Regions from separate parts of the Homo sapiens genome. Here region 2 is linked to region 1. The links are chromatin contacts, found by Hi-C or POLR2A ChIA-PET in ENCODE. All regions are on one chromosome and are shown on one strand. The core of a region is the stretch at or near the end of the contact, and the rest is flanking DNA. Distances in the headings are between cores, read along the strand shown. Region 1 holds the start of LINC01280 (long intergenic non-protein coding RNA 1280). Region 2 holds the start of IGFBP-AS1 (IGFBP5 antisense RNA 1).

Region 1 (2,869 bases), core at 145-2,644:
CCTTCCTGGGTCATCTAAAATGACTGCATGCTTGCTCTTCAGTCCTTTCCTTGCACCTGCATTTCTGAGGTGCCTTTGCCCTCTGGCTTCCAGGTAGCTGTGGCTGATTGGAGGAACTGGTAAATCACTGGAGGGCCACCAGAAGGAGGGGAGAAGCCGGCCATTCCTCCTTCTCCAGTCCCTCTACTTCCTGCCTTCTTGGGCAGCAGTTGACTCCTGTGTGGCCGCAGCTCCCTTGGGGGCAGCCCCCACCATCATTCTAGTACCTGCTAGATGTACAGTACTAAATTTTTAAAATAAAATACAGGCCACCAGTTAAATGTGAATTGCAGATAAACTGGATACTTTTTTTTTGGAGATGGAGTCTCACTCTGTCGCCCAGGCTGGAGTGCAGTAGAGCGATCTCGGCTCACTGCAACCTCTGCTTCCCAGATTCAAGCGATTCTCCTGTCTCAGCCTCCCTAGTAGCTGGGACAACAGGCGTGTGCCATCACACCTGGCTAATTTTTTGTATTTTTAGTAGAGACAGGGTTTCACAATGTTGGCCAGGCTAGTCTCGAACTCCTAACCTCAGGAGATCCACCCGCCTCTGCCTCCCAAAGTGCTGGGATTACAGGCGTGAGTCACCGTGCCTGGTCCAACTGGATACATTTTTATATTACATTTTTGATTATGATAAAGTACACATAACATAAATCTTACCATTTTAACCTTTTTAAAGTATACAATTCTGTGGCATTTAATGCACTCTATACTGACTTAAAATACTAGCAATTATTTGTTATTTATTTGAAATTCAGATTTAACTAGTGTTAAATACAATAACTGTTATTGTTAATACAATTGTAGTAGGGAATTGTATTGTATTGTAATAGGGTGACCGTTGCTCCTGGGCTCTGAAAAAGCACCTCTTGTTGTCACCCCTCCAGTCCAAGGAGGTTTTTCTAGCACCTCTGTAACCAATTACCTTCATTAAAGTCTCTGAATAAGACTTAGCGAACTCCCTCCCTCCTGCTTCCCTGGCTGGACCTTGACTGTACAAACAATGAGAAGTACCCACCCTCCAATCACCAAGAGTCCAGATATCACAATAAGGTCCCGGAGTGAGCTCCCATGTGCTTCCCTCCCGCCCAGCCTGCTCCATCATCAACCCCCTTCCTCATCAGCTCTCAATCCTCCCCAACTCCAGAAAGCAGGCCAGGTGTCTCTGTAATTCTCAGGTGCACCCCCACCCCCTGCCTGGGGTGATTGGTTCCATGTGTCTGTCTGCGGGGCCACCCGGCCCCCTCCTGGCCCCCCTTACCCGCCTTCCGCCCACCTGCCTTCCTTCCTCACAGCTTCGCTCTCGCCTCGCTGAGCCCTTCCTGTCGCACGTCTGACACGTCCCCTGCGTCTGCGGGCTCTCCTGCTCCCTCCCTGCCCTCTTTCAGACAAGACAAAGAAAAGAAAAGGGTGGCTCTTGTTGCATTCACTACTTTTATTAATGAATGCAAGAACAAAATCAGCTGGCCCTGCAGACGTCCTGCTGAACTGGGGTGCTGTAAAAGGAGATGGAATCCTAGCATTTTGGTTTTGAAAGGGACTTGAGGGGCGAATTAATCTCATTCCTGTACAATACGGGGTGCCTCTCCCAAAATCACGAAAACCAGAAACGCGGCAGGAGAGTCATGAACCCATGGAGGTGAACAGTTCAGCTGCTGGAATATAGACAAGTGGTTCCCAAAAGTACTTTACATCCTGAGAGCCTGAGTGTGTAGTGAGATGGATTGGCACAGCGCTACGCCAGGTGCGTGTGGCCTGTGCTGCTGGGGCAGTGTGTGTTGCTGCACCACAACGTGATAGCGATAGAGACGGAGAACACTCAGAAACTTCGGGAACTATTTGACATCTCTGCACCTTCCAACGCCTAATCGTTTTGCTAGTCATTCACTTTATGATTGTATTAAGTGTCAGTCTGTGATGAACTAAGGTGCAAAAACGGGTGCTTTGCCAGAGGTGATTTGAAAAGCACTCTTTCGGAGCCACACTCAGGAGTTGGGTCCAGTTTTGGAAAGAGGATAAATGTCTGGAGGCAAGTGACTTAACCTCTATGGATCTGAGTTTCTCCTCTGTAATATGGGGACAATCTTGACTCCTACCTCATGGGACTGTTGCAAGAATTCTACAAGTACATGACATAAGCACCGTGGGGCACCAGGCACACAGTGGGGAGGGTGTGTGATTATTTGTAGACGCTTCTTGACTTGAGTTGACCAAACCACCAAGATCATTGTCCACTGACTCTCTTTCTGGGAATCTCTGAGGACGTAGCTTCTATTCCCACTCTTTGATGGCTGTTATAATAATTACTGATCTTAAAGTTCGCTTCTTTCCATGGTGACATTTCCATCCCATCCTCTGTCTTGACTCACGGGACCTACAAGATGAAACCTGGGATCTCTGCATTGGACCCGAGCACTGGGTCCACCCTGAGGCCCCCTTGGAGCTGATGAGGGAAGCCAAGGGCAGTTATGGGGGTCTGAAGAGAAGGTGTTAAGCCATGAGAGGGAAAGGCCACAAAACCAGAATCACAAAATAGGCACTAAAATCGGGACTCCACAAGGGCAGCAGAAGGCAGACCATTAGAAAGAAATGTGGGACAGTGGGGCGTCATTGTGTTACTGTAAAGGAGTCCCAATCCAGACCTCAACAGAGGGTTCTTGGATCTCATGCAAGAAAGAATTCAGGGTGAGTCCATAGAGTAAAATGAAAGCAAGTTTATTAGAGAAGTAAGAAACAAAAGAATGGCTACTCCATAGGCAGAGTAGCCGCAAGGGCTGCTGGTTGGCTATTTTTATGATTATTTCTTGATCATATGCTAAACAAGGGG
Region 2 (2,869 bases), core at 227-2,726, 88 kb after region 1:
AGGGTGCTCGTGAGTAACGGAAAGGGACAGGGAGGGAGAAGGGGATTGCCCCCGTAACTAAACTGTCTCCGTAACTAAACTACGCCAAATAAACATTGTTTAGCCAAGTTTTAACCCCTTTTGGAGAGAATCAATAGCCAGTTTGACGTCTTAGAACCCAGACTTTTATGTAGTTTATTTAACTTTTTTTTTTTTTAACTAAAGATCAGGTAACTCTTTCCAAAAAGAAACTCAGTCTAAGGGGGTAGAACTGTTCTGATTGAACAAGTAGCTGTGTCAATCATTTCAACCCTAGACTCCTGGCGCCGAGAATTTGGGGGCGGCGCAACCCGGGGGCGGGGCAAGCGGAGGCGAGGCTCCCAGTGCGTGGCTTTTCTGTCTCCGCCCCCTGAATTTTGCATTCTGCGTTTCCAGGGCCCCTCATGCACTTAATCCACACCCACTTGTGATCTGGTTTAAGAGATTGGGGAGGGCGGGGTGGGGGGATTGCGGAGGGAGGAATTGCGGGGCGGGGGTGGAGGTGGTGGTGGTGCCAGGAATCTGCATAGGCGAGGAAGTTGAAAGCTCTGAATCTCACATCCCCTTTTGCCTCCCAGCCCTATGTCCACCTTTCATCCTAGGTAAAATCTGAATTGGAGAGGGGGAAAAGGAATTAGATTCAGAAACGAACACCAGGCACAGAATACCAAACCCTTCCTTTCTACTCTTCCCCACCCCCACCCCGCACCCCCGCACTCCTAAAGTATTTTTTTCCCTTCCTGGGATAAAATAAAAGTCATTTTGCAGTTAAATATGTTTTACCATCTACCACAGGCAATCATCTTCAATAAAAAGCAATGGTTATGCACATGGGAGGGGCTTCAGGGCTCCCACCCGAAAGGCATTAGCTACCAAGGATGTGGGGTGTTTGTGGTGTGTGTGTAGGGGTGGAGGGATAGAAACGTCTGGAGGCACGGGGGTGGAGGGGCCAAGAGGGACAAAGGTGGAATTAGCTCAGAAGATAGGTAATGCCTCTCTCTCCAGGCCGCAATTAAAATAATATTTTAACAAAAGAGATTTTTTTTCCAAGTTCAGAAAAAAACCTATGCGGGGCGCGAGGGGGGTGGAGGAGGGAGTTGATAATGTAACATACACTCTTTCAGACTGTAGATAGGGTACCAGGGGATTTGGACCTTGTGACCGAATAAGAGCTCAGAATCAGTATTCGGACAGAGTAGGGGGAGGGGGCGGGCAACGTGTGGGTAGGAGGAAGGAGAAAGAGCGAAAGCTGGGATAGACTCGGCTAGACAGTTCCCCCGGGTAGCAGGATCCTCCAGGGCTCCAATTCCGGGGTGCAAGGACCCTCCCCGACTACTCCCGAGCTGCACCCCAGCTCGAAGCCACTTGCTGCGCAAAGCGCGCGGGCCCAGCCGGTCTCGTGTCCCCCGCCCGTGCGCCGCGTAACTGACTGGCACACTGAGCGCGCTCACCGATCTTGACTTGCTCGCGGTAGCTCTTTTCGTTGAGGCAAACCCCGCGGCCGTGCAGCAGGGCGTGCAGCGGCTTCTCCTCGTCCTGCCGGGGGAGGCAGCGCAGCCCCTGGGCGCAGCGCTCGGTGTAGACGCCGCACGACTGCCCCTCGGCCAGGGCGCAGGTCATGCAGCAGCCGCAGCCCGGCTCCTTGACCAGCTCGCAGCCCAGGGGGCTGGGGGGGCACATGGAGAGGGCTTTCTCGTCGCAGGGCTCGCAGTGCACGAAGGAGCCCAGGCTCTGGGCCGGCCCCGCATAGGCGGCCAGCAGCAGGAGGACCGCGGTGAGCAACACCATCTTCTCTTAGTCGCCCCCTTTACCTCGGGGTGGGGCAGGAGAGCGAGAGTGCAGGGATAAAGGGGCCAAGAGGGCCCCCGGAGATTTTTTTGTTTTTGTTTTTGTTTTAAAATTTCTGGCAGGTAGAGCAGGTGCCCTCCCCCAGACACTTGCAAAAATGTAGAGAGAGGTGGAGGGCTGGGGTGCCTGCGAGCAGGTCCCAGTTGCAAGAATTAAAGCCTTGCAACAGGTTGGGGGAAGCAGGGCAGCGCCAGGTGCACGCAGTGAGCGGAGGCCGGAGAAACCCTCAAGCCTGAGCGGGTCAGAATTATAGGGGAAAAAAAGCCACAAAATTGTTCACCCCCAAGCAACCACCGAAATAATGAGATCGGATGCAGTGGAGATGGCGTTGGGGGTGGGAGAGAAAAATGGATTTATCTTTAAAATTTTTGCTTAAAATCTAAAATACACCCCGCTTTCTAACCCTCAGCTGCCAGCGGTGCGCGGCGCCGCAGAACAGGTAAGAGGCGTTGGCTGCAGCCGAGAGGGTGGGAGAAAATGTTGAAATCAAGAAATTAAAAAACAAAAACAAAAACAAAAAAACCCCAAACCCTAACACCTCTTTTCTCCCACTTTGCCACCTCCTCTTCGAAATTCGCAGGTTCTACGCGAAGTCCGGAGAAGGGTGAAAACGGAGGAGGGGTAATGAAAAGGAGCAAAAAAGGGAAAAAGCCCACACTGCTTTGCAGCTCTTTCCTAGCTCTTTTCCCCTGCAGAAGTTTCCAAAGAGACTACGGGGCTCCGGGAGAGCAGGCGCTTTTAAATAGCCGGCCCCTGGCTGCCAGCCAGTTTGTAGCTGCAATTTGAGCTTCCCAACACCCAACTCAGGCAAGGATGCCAAGGAGCTTTGCAGTACAAACTCACACGGGGTGGGGGTGGGGAGAGGCCTTCTAGACACAAGGGGGCTCCCCTTCGCTCCCTGAACAGCGCCCTCCTCCCCTCTGAACAGCGCCCTCCTCCCCCCGGAATGTAAGAAAGGGGCAAGGGGGACAGGCTGGGGCTACCGAGAATGGGGAGGAGGTGG

What was found. Hi-C counts contacts between places; a loop is a spot of excess contacts on that map. ChIA-PET counts read pairs that join two places held with the same protein, here RNA polymerase II (POLR2A). Pooled maps may share reads with other maps.
Region 2: a loop to region 1 is called in a pooled map, with 3 times the contacts of the local background. The contact joins the promoter of IGFBP-AS1 here to the promoter of LINC01280 in region 1. A Hi-C loop is called at or near these places in 3 of 50 pooled maps. POLR2A ChIA-PET finds 5 or more read pairs at or near these places in 4 of 52 experiments (GM12878, HEK293T and WTC11).

The regions. Positions count from the first base shown.
Region 1 is chr2:216,605,544-216,608,412 of GRCh38, forward strand. LINC01280 (long intergenic non-protein coding RNA 1280) reads right to left here and starts at 1,395. Exons shown (of 4, transcript NR_110392.1): 1 at 1,319-1,395.
Region 2 is chr2:216,692,970-216,695,838 of GRCh38, forward strand. IGFBP-AS1 (IGFBP5 antisense RNA 1) reads left to right here and starts at 1,477. Exons shown (of 6, transcript NR_187138.1): 1 at 1,477-1,792. It overlaps IGFBP5 (insulin like growth factor binding protein 5), which reads right to left and starts at 2,580. Exons shown (of 4, transcript NM_000599.4): 1 at 1,470-2,580. The coding sequence starts at 1,806.